2 separate regions of the Homo sapiens genome follow, and region 2 is linked to region 1. The links are chromatin contacts, found by Hi-C or POLR2A ChIA-PET in ENCODE. All regions are on one chromosome and are shown on one strand. The core of a region is the stretch at or near the end of the contact, and the rest is flanking DNA. Distances in the headings are between cores, read along the strand shown. Region 1 holds the start of CCL3L3 (C-C motif chemokine ligand 3 like 3). Region 2 holds the start of MYO19 (myosin XIX).

Region 1 (4,975 bases), core at 2,473-4,972:
CAGGCTGAGCTCTATTCTCTCTGCATCAACTCAGAATCCCTACCAGAAAGTGGTTGTGATGGATGGAATATCACCCATCAAAGAACAGGGTAAGATGAGACCAGAGAGGTAAGCTATGCAAGCTAATCAGAAAATAACTCAAAGTTTTAAAAGTGCAGAATATAAAAAGGAAAAACCCTCATTCCTAAAAAAATTTAAAAAAAGCCTCATTTCCTCAAAGAAACGACAGTTAGCTATTTGATGTGTGTCTTTCCAAATATTTGCCTATGTAAATATATGTGTGTATATGGCTTTTAAAAATAAAAACAAAATAATATCCTTTACAGACAGTTTTGTAGCATATGTAGAGAATATATATGCATATACTGAATGTAAATAGATATGCATTTTACCTAGAATATTGAGGACACTTTCCACAGTTATAGATGTGTGCTGCTTTTGTTTACTGACTGCAGAATATTCCATTGATGGACATCTTAATCCTCTACTTATTAATCCCCTACTGATGACTGTTTGCATTTCTTTGCTCTTTACCAACCATACTTGAAAGAATATCCTCATGTCTACATATTCTTATCTTTTGGCAGTGTTTCTATGAAGCAGATTCCTAGAAATGGGATCAGGTCAAATGGGATGTAGGTCACATAGTATGTGCATTTTAATATCTGCTAAGTAGTAGTGTTTAATTATGCTTTAAAGAGTTTGAGCCCTACAATTCTAAACATGTTTGGACACAGAAATTAGATTATTTTAAACAAAATGAAATAAGCATAGCTCATAAAAATTAACACGTTTGGTTTTCACACAAATATTTTGAATTTCCCTTTCTTCTGCAAAAAGGACCCTAGCTTAGTATGCATTTCTTGTACATATAATGCAAGCAATCCATCTATTAAATAACTTACCTTTCAAACCTATAGACAGCATCCTGCTCCACACAGAAGCTGGTTGTCTTTTCATTCTCTAACATTAGCTATTTATTTTGTAGAGTGTAGATTCTAGAGAAATAATGTATAATACACCTGTTGCCATATGCAGAGACTTACCACATTTAGAAAACAGTGGTGAATTCTATTGACAGTGGCTCTCAGTCATTAACATGCTATGGAACACCTCATGAGCTTGATAAAAATATCAGTTCCCAGGTCTACACCTAAAGATCCTGATGTAATTGGCTTAAATAATCACTGCTGAAACACTCTATGTCAACTCAGAATCCTGACAGGAAGTGGTTGCAATGGATAAAGTATCATCTGTTAAAGAATGGGGTAAGATTTGAGTATAGGCGGGTCATACTTTGGGAAATAACTTGGTCAATGGTTAACAGCATAGTCTGTAGTTCAATAAAAGTCCAGTTTTGGAACACAATTGACCGTTTACGTGCTGTGTAACCTCAGCCAAGTTGTCTAACCTTTCTGAGCCCTGGGTTACTTTTCTGTCAAGTGGAGGTATTAATAGTACCTAAGCTGTACTATTGCATTGGTAAGATTAAATGAACAATGTATAAAAAGCACTCAGTAGGAGGAGTAAGCCTCAACAATGTAAATAATTGCTATTAAGAGCTTGATTCATCATGAATATGCCCTACAGAATACTCTGCTTAATGGTGGCCATTCAAGTAGTTAATTCTCCTAGAGCGTGCATATTACGATTTGAGTTATAACATATTCGTAGTTTCAATGTTCCAGAATTTTGTGAAGTGGATAACTCTGTCGCAGCGCTCCCCATCTCTCCCAATTTCCCTCCATTTCACCTCTTCCTAATCTTTGCCTATGATTCCTCTTAACCAGTGATTTTGATTTGCCAGAAAAACAAAACCAAACTCAATACTGGTTTACCGTTTAAAAGAACATCTTTATTATTTCCCCAGGCCGATCACAGCCCTGAACAAAAGCATCTGATACACATTTGTCAGTCTGGTGGCTTTGGTGCCATGACTGCCTACACAGGCCGATGACAGCCACTCGGTTGTCACCAGACACACTGTGAGGGAAGGTGGAGGGGACAGGGGGAACTCTCAGAGCAAACAATCACAAACACACTGTGAAATCAAAAATAAATTATAAAAACTAAATAGTATAAATAAATTAAAATTTAAGTTAAGAAGAGTCCCACAGTGTGGCTGTTTGGCAATAACCAGTCCATAGAAGAGGTAGCTGTGGAGGTCACACGCATGTTCCCAAGGCTCAGGCTCCTGCTCCTCCCCACTGGGCCCACTGAGGTCGCTGGGCCTCGAAGCTTCTGGACCCCTCAGGCACTCAGCTCCAGGTCACTGACGTATTTCTGGACCCACTCCTCACTGGGGTCAGCACAGACCTGCCGGCCTCTCTTGGTTAGGAAGCTGTGGAGAAGGGAGGAAGAGTTAAGCACTGGGGAATCCAGCCGGGGAATCCTGGGCCCACCATGGCCCTGACATCCTGCTCTCTGTCCTGGGCAGCTCAAGGCCTGCTCCTCTCTCAGGGGCCCCCTGCCTATCTCCGTCTAGAGAGCTTCTCTCAGTGACTCCAGGCAAGGGGGCCCTCAGAGTGTCCTGCTGCCTCCTTCTTCCTGTCCCTTTCCTCTGGCCTGGGGCAGCCCTTCCTGACTCTGTAACACCCACCTCACTCCAGCCCCAAGTCAGGTCACACCTCAGTGCCCTGCGTCCTGTATCCCCGATAGGCTCCTGAAGGCTGGGCCTTTCCAGGATGGCCTTCTGGCCTGTTTCTGCCCCCACCCTGACACTCCCTACCTCCCTAGAGGTGAGCAGGAAGACTGGCACTTACATGACACTGGGCTTGGAGCACTGGCTGCTCGTCTCAAAGTAGTCAGCTATGAAATTCTGTGGAATCTGTCGGGAGGTGTAGCTGAAGCAGCAGGCGGTCGGCGTGTCAGCAGCAACTGCGGAGAAAGGAGAGAATAAGCCCGAGTCACAGCTCAGAAGAAAAGGCCAGGCAGCTTCTGATCCCTGAGTGGTTGAGGAGGGCAGGCTTGCTCAGACCAAGTGACTGCAAGGCATTTGGGGGGTTTTGCAGAGAAATGTCTCTTTGTTTCTGTCTATATTCCTCTTTCCCCTTGACTCTTCATAGTGGGTTCTCTGTTTCTCTATGTGATCCAGATACCTGAATGGACTGTTCTCTTAGCTCTCTTCATGGAATTTTGTCGGTTCAAGAAGTCATACCCCAGCCCAAGAGAAGCCCTGGACATCTCTCATAAGACATCCAAGGGACAGGGCTCCTGGGAGACCTAGGGTGAGCTGGAGAGTGAAGAACAGACCCCACTGGGAAGTAAGCAGCCCTGGATTCTGCCTCTTGCAAACTGATTCGTTTTGAACCCTGTTTTTCTATCTGTACAAGGGACTGTAACTCCCCTGCCCCTGCCTAGATTCTCATACCTGGAGACTAGGAGGGCTAAGACCCCTTCTAGAGATAAAAATAAAAGTTGTGAAGAAAAAGACCAAGGTGTTTGGCAGCGCTTTAAGAACTTCCTTCTTTTCTCTTCGGGGCTCTCAGGCCACAAAAAAAGACTGATGTGGTCTAACCATGGCCAGAGAGTGGTGATACCCACAACAACAACATGGACTCACGTGGTGCAGAGAGGACCTGGTTGCAGAGAGCCATGGTGCAGAGGAGGACGGCAAGGGCAGCAGTGGAGACCTGCATGATTGGGAGCAGGTGATGGAATGTGGGCTCGAGTGTCAGCAGAGCCAAGAAGGGACTGACTACTCTTTGCTGCCTGCGTCCTTCTGATGTCTGAAGCCATCTCTCCTCTTTATAGGCAGCCCTGGCGGATGGGGAAATGGAATCTGGGGGTGAGGAGGGAAATTTTTAAGTGTAGTGATGCTGTCATGCTGAGTGTTGCACAACTCAGGGTCCCTGGTGACCACAGGGGCTCAGGATATCCAAGAATAGCATCTCTGAGCTACTCTCTAACTCTCAGCTCTCAACTCATGACTGGTTCTAGCTTCATGGGGTTTCTCCTGTGAGTGTGAAGAGGGGTGTGTGTCAACCCAAGGCTATTCTTAGTTGATCCCTTCTCATAAGAACTGGTCTATGCAGCCAGGCATGGTCGCTCACACCTGTAATCCCAACACTTTGGGAGGCCGAGGCTGCAGATCACCTGAGGTCAGGAGTTTGAGACCAACCTGACCAAGAAAGAGAAACTCCATCTCTACTAAAAATACAAAAGTAGTCAGGCGTGGTGGCACATGCCTGTAATCCCAGCTACTCGGGAGGCTGAGGGCAGGAGAATCGCTTGAACCCAGGAGGTGGGGGCTGTGGTGAGCTGAGATCATGCCATTGCACTCCAGCCTGGGCAACAAAAGTGAAACTCCATCTCAAAAAAAAAAAAAAAAAAGAATTGGTCTATGCATGAACTCTCCAGCCCCATTCCTTCCCACAGAGCTGTAATTCTGCTTCCTCAGCTGCTATAACCACAAGGATAGGGTCAATGGGCTGATGCTGTGGAGGGCTAGACAACCCCCAGTCCTCCCAGAGGAAAGGAACTCAATGAAAGCTGGAGGAATAGAAAGCATGAGGTCACGTTTCAGTCATTTGTCTATTTATTAGTCTCGGAGTGACTGGGGCGCTGTGTTAAACGCTAGTTGTGGATCATAAAAATACTTTAGAGGTGGGTGTCAGTATGTCAGGTGCCTAGAAATATGTGTAGCCATTAACCTAGAAAAAGCATTTCTGGGAAAGAGTTCTGTGGAAACAACCCAAATATGGAGCCATCTTCAAACATAAAGATACCTGACCCAGCATCATTTATAACTCTAAAATAAGCAAAGCTAAATTTTTCTCTATCAGGGAATGATAAATTATCCACAAGATCCTTTATTATTAAGTCTCTAACGTGAATGAAGTGGCATAAATATGCTTATAACATCAGTGGTTAAAAAAAAAGCAAGATAAAACATTATACAAATTCTATAAAATTTGAAGAATTGTATAAAGATATATATATGCCATGCCAACTCTAGGCATGGAAAAAATTAAAA
Region 2 (4,975 bases), core at 1,476-3,975, 340 kb after region 1:
TCCAAGTGGCTAATTCTTTCTAGTTCTTTAAGGCTTAGCTTCAAGGAACACATCCTCTTGGAAGCCCCAGGCTTCTACTATGCCTCAACAATTCAGGTGGCAGGGACATCTCTCAGGACTTCCTCTGCAGAATCCCCAAAGTGCCCTAAGGATTCCCTTACCCATCCCACCTTACCTATCCCAAAGAAAGGAGCTAAAAACCACAAGACAGATTCAAATTAGGTATCAGGAAGAGTTTCTTGATGATGAGTAAAAGGCACTGGAGAGACAATTTGAGGAGAGAAAAGAGACCTTTAAGGGGGCTTTCCCTTCCTTCCAGGTTAGGGCTAGCAACAGATGCTGCAGGTGCTTGAGGGCCTGGGTTATCTAAGGTTGAGGTTTTACCTGCTGGAGCATCCTCCTTCAAAGTGGTCAGCCAGGGTTCTGGGTTGCAGGAGGTACAAGGAGTACTATCCACCTAGTCATGGGACCATGGGCTGGGGTATGGTTCCAACAAAGGGCTCAGTTCTGGAGGAATCTCAGACAAGTCACTCCAGCGCCTGTGGCATGAGAGAGAAGACAAGGACCACACACAGGTGAGGGCTTTTCTGGAGTGACTCACTCACTCCTTCCCACCTAGCAGAAGCAACCAAAATGAGATGCAAGGCAGGCCTGGGCGGAGAGTGGGCCTGTCCTTTCCCTTGCCAATTAGGAGACAGGGAAACTTTTATGAGAGCCTCAGAGGCTCCCTGGGCCAGTTTTATTACAGGGTTAGGGTTTGGGTTGGGGTGGGGCTGCAAACCCTCTGGGTCAGTGTGCCATGGAGGAGGAGTAAGACACTGGGGAGACAGAGAAGCCTTGTGCCCTATCCTCTACATTAGACAGAAATATCCTATTTCAGTCGTTGGTGAGGAGGAGAGGCTGGAGTCATCTCTCGCTGCTCCAGGAAAGGTGTGGTGTGGTAGTTTATATCACAGTTCAATCACTCACTGGGTGTGTGATCCTGGGTCAGGCACATCACCTACCTCAATTTCTTACCTTGAAAATGGGGACAGTTAAATCTGCCTCATAAGGAGTGGTTGTGAAGGTCAATGAGGTCATGGTTTGACAGCACCACACAAAGTACGAATCTGAGTATTCACTCAGAGGATAAACACTGTTAGCACTACGACTAAGGGTTGATGATCCATTTGGGAGCGCTAATCAGGTGAACGGTCCAGTGTCAACTTCAAGAAGGTGAGGATTTCAGGGAGATGAATCCATCTGGGAGGTGGGGTGTTGTGAGGCTGGGCCTAAGCCAATCTTTGAAGAATGGTTAAGTGACCCTCAGACTTGGAATTTTCTAGGCCTTGGCACCACCCCTAGCAAGGAGAGATGAGGCTGAGGGTGAAGCGTGCCTGCAATGGATTAACCCTGGTGGAGACTTTCTTGAGGCTCTGAATACATCAAGTCTTTAAAGAACCCAGGGATAGGGACTTCCATAGAAGCTGGAAAAAGGACAATTGAGGCGGAAACAGGTATCAGGACCGTGCTGGACCACTTAAGGTGTGGTGCTACAGCCCTAAAAGATCCTGACCCTGGACACTGACTGTACCCCATCCAAGGGACAGCCATGCAGAGGGCTCCAGAGAACAAAGCTCTTTCAACTGGGAACTCATCTCAAGCAATAGGTCCAGAGGGGCAGCACAACAGGTTTGGGGTTTGAATCCAAAACCCAAGGCCCCTGGCACAGAACCCAAGAACTAAGCCTCACTCTGTTTCCTCGTTTACAAAACGGAGTGATAATATCCAGATCTCACGGGGCTAAATGAAGCGTTAAAGGGGCTAATACCTGTGAAAGCGCTCTGCAAATGTTATTACGATGCAGCATCAGCTCCTAGCTGGAGTCAAGTGAGATTAGAGCAGTTTTCTCCAGTTCTCCCAGCTCCTGCTCCAGTCGGTTTCGCGGTTACCAGCCAAGAATTTCTGGAAAGGGTGTGAACACTGTGGGCAGAAAGGAGACGGTAATGAGTAAATGGAACACCGAATCAAGGCAAGTGGCAACCTGATCACCAGTCCCTCCTTCTCAGACTGTTTCTTTCTAGGCATGGAGGACAGTGGGAGGGCAGACGCTGAGAAGCGCTGGGTAAGGATCTCATCAGTCCAGCTGGCTCCGCCCCCAGGTTCCCGGCGGGAACCGGGGACTCAAGGTCCGGGCGTCGTGCCGCAAACCCAGGGCTGGGATGCCGTTCCGGAAGCACCTGGCACGGGGAGAGTATGTCCTTCCCAGGAAGGTGGACGTGACCCCAGCCAAGGGCGCAGCTGCCCTGACACCTCCCGGGACCAGCCGCCCCCTCCCGGGGTCCTCAGCTGGGCGAAGAGTGGAGCAAGGACCCTCTCCCCCCAGGCCGCCCCCTGCCGGCCAGGTGGAAAGGTGGAGGGTGATCAAGAAAGACTTGTTTCAAGCAAGAGCCAAGAGCTGGGCTACCCCCTCGTGAGACACAAGAGGGTCAAAAGGAAAAGGCAAAAAGGAGGGAAACGGCGCTTTGGAAGGGGAGGTGGAGACGCCTACTTCTTCCTCACCGCTGCGGGGCAAACTGGCCTCCCAAGCCCCTTCCGCGTCTGAAGGGCTTCAGATATAGGTTCGGGTTGACACTCACCGGTCCCACGGCCCGAGCCGCCGTGCTTCAGGCCCCCGCCCGGCCAGACTGGAAAGGCGGGCGGGCCAGGTCAGGCGGCGGGAAGAACACGGGCAGGAGAGAAAAGAGGAGGGGCAAGAGCGTGCAGTGAGGAAAGGAACCTGGGAGCGCCGAACCGCACCCCGTCGGCTGCGGCACTGCTAAGTGGCCGGGGGTCGGCCGGCTCCTCCCTAGGGGCGGGGCGAGCACTCGCGGCGCGGGGCGCGCACGTGGCTTGGCCGGGACGCCTGGTCCGGCTTGCTGGCTTCAACTACGGTGAGATGTTTTGCGACCCTGGGGTAAAATGAGGGTAAAGCGGCAGCTTCCCACGTTCTGGGGGAGAAGCGCGGAAGCACGGTTTCCTGGGCCTTCGGGCGACACCAGGACTGGGGGTCTTTCAGTAGAGGTCGCCGCGGCGGAGTCTTGTGCGAGTGCGGCGGAGTGTTGTGCGAGGCCGGCGGACACCATTACCCTGATAGGGCCTCGCCGTGAGGTCTGAGGGGCCGTGTGAGGTGCATGGCGCGCCGTTTCCTCTCCAGGCGCTCCTCTCAGGGCTACGGCCCTAGAAGATCTGGCCTGCACCAGCCCAAAGGACATGACAGGAGTGGGTAGCCCACGGGACACTGGCACGAGCGCCATGATGGGCGGAGACGCGCGGAATCGGCCGGCCCGGAAGTGCCAGCTGCCTGCGTCGGCCGGAAGTGCCGCGCGGGAGGCGGAAGCGGCTGGTTCCCGCGTGGTTTGGCGGGTGCAGCGGCAGTCCGGCTGCCCTTCCCACGTAGACCGTCTGCTGGGGGCGCCGGCACCATTTGGAGTACGTGAGGTATACGGGTAGGGCGCGGCCAGGTCGGGCGTCTGTTAGGAAAAAGACTTTTTATTTTTATGTTTATTTTTTAAGAGACGGAGTCTCGCTCTGTCGCCCAGGTAGGAGTGCAGTGGCGCGATCTCGGCTCACTGCTGCCTTCCACCTCTGGGCTCAAGCGATCCTCCCGCCTCAGCCTGGCATTACAGGCGCGCACCACCACGCTCAGCTAATTTTTAATTTTTCTTTTTTTTTTTTTCACTCCTGGCCTTAAGCGATCCTCTCTCCTCCCAAAGCGCTAGGATTGCAGGCATGAACCACTTCTCTCGGCTAGGACTTTTATTTTTAATGGTCAACTGATTTGAGTTGGTTACTGTGAGATATTGTCACAGGTTCCAGACAGGCCATAATGCACGCATGCATTCACTTACTTATTCAGCTCATGGTACATTTAGAAACTCTAGGTTCATGTTTAACCAACAAATGTGTTCTTCCAGTATGCCGTTTTTCAGACAATGATGTGTGGCATTCAGAGGTGTTTTACAACCCTTAATAAAAGAGCAACTAACACTAGTATGTGCTATACATCCATTCTTAATGCACCCACCGTACCTACTTCCATCCTAACCTGAAAACATAGCTGTCTGTAAATGAGGAAAGGAGCAGCCTGGGGATCCAGAAATCACTGCAGGGGTCACGTTTTGTACCAAGGCAGTAGGTTTGGAGAGGCTCTGAACTGGAACCAAGGCCCCCAACTTCAAAATGTACTTGGCCCCTAGCGTTTGAATTTGCTTTAAGGTCATTAGTAAATCCTATTCAATTTGCATCAAAGAATCTTCATGATACGTACTGTGCTCCATAATAGAAATTCCCATCTGCCTATGATGCCATTCTCAGAGTTTATATCCCAAATTCGCTCTCTTTTCCTTTGCTTTTTCTTTTCCTTTTTTTTTTTTTTTTTTTGAGATGGAGTCTCACTCTGTGGCCCAGGCTGGAGTGCAATGGCTCACTCCAACCTCTGCTTCCCCGGTTCAACCGATTCTCCTGCCTCAGCCTCTAAAGTAGCTGGGATTACAGGCGGGTGCCATCACGCCTGGCTAATTTTTGTATTTTTAGTAGAGACGGGCTTTCACCATGTTGACCAGGCTGGTCTCGAACTCCTGACCTCAGGTGATCCTCCCACCTCGGCCTCCCGAAGTGCTAGGATTACAGGTGTGAGCCACCACGCCTGGCCCCAAATTCACTTTCTTTGTGAGTCTGTCTTGTACAGGGAATAGCTGAAGCTTTGTAACCAATAATTTAATATTATTAGTATGACATTTCTATCTGAACACATTAGTGTTAAGCTTCTTCCCACAATCCTTGGAAGGGGAATCACAAATCCTAGGTGAACTCATTAGGGCCCAAAGTTCTGCTCTGAAATCTAGTAATAAGAGTAAAATTAAGCCAGGTATGCTAATTACACAAGAATGCTGCTTTTCACAAATCCATTCCTTTGCTCTTGTTTTCACAGGAAGAAAAATGTCTGAAAAGCAGA

The links. A loop is a pair of places that touch in the nucleus more often than their neighbours do. ChIA-PET counts read pairs that join two places held with the same protein, here RNA polymerase II (POLR2A). Pooled maps may share reads with other maps.
Region 2: a loop to region 1 is called in a pooled map, with 4 times the contacts of the local background. The contact joins the promoter of MYO19 here to the promoter of CCL3L3 in region 1. A Hi-C loop is called at or near these places in 6 of 37 single-sample maps with no recorded cell type and 5 of 50 pooled maps. POLR2A ChIA-PET finds 5 or more read pairs at or near these places in 2 of 52 experiments (BJ and activated T-cell).

The regions. Positions count from the first base shown.
Region 1 is chr17:36,193,036-36,198,010 of GRCh38, forward strand. CCL3L3 (C-C motif chemokine ligand 3 like 3) reads right to left here and starts at 3,723. Exons shown (of 3, transcript NM_001001437.4): 1 at 3,563-3,723; 2 at 2,763-2,877; 3 at 1,834-2,341. The coding sequence starts at 3,638. The coding sequence ends at 2,251. It overlaps LOC128966706 (a long non-coding RNA gene), which reads left to right. Exons shown (of 2, transcript XR_008485584.1): 1 at 1-108; 2 at 3,095-3,432.
Region 2 is chr17:36,532,143-36,537,117 of GRCh38, forward strand. It overlaps MYO19 (myosin XIX), which reads right to left and starts at 2,726. Exons shown (of 26, transcript NM_001163735.2): 1 at 2,619-2,726; 2 at 1,811-1,962; 3 at 385-539. The coding sequence starts at 396. It overlaps PIGW (phosphatidylinositol glycan anchor biosynthesis class W), which reads left to right and starts at 2,845. Exons shown (of 2, transcript NM_001346754.2): 1 at 2,845-3,450; 2 at 4,952-4,975. The coding sequence starts at 4,960. RefSeq lists an enhancer at 1,417-2,092.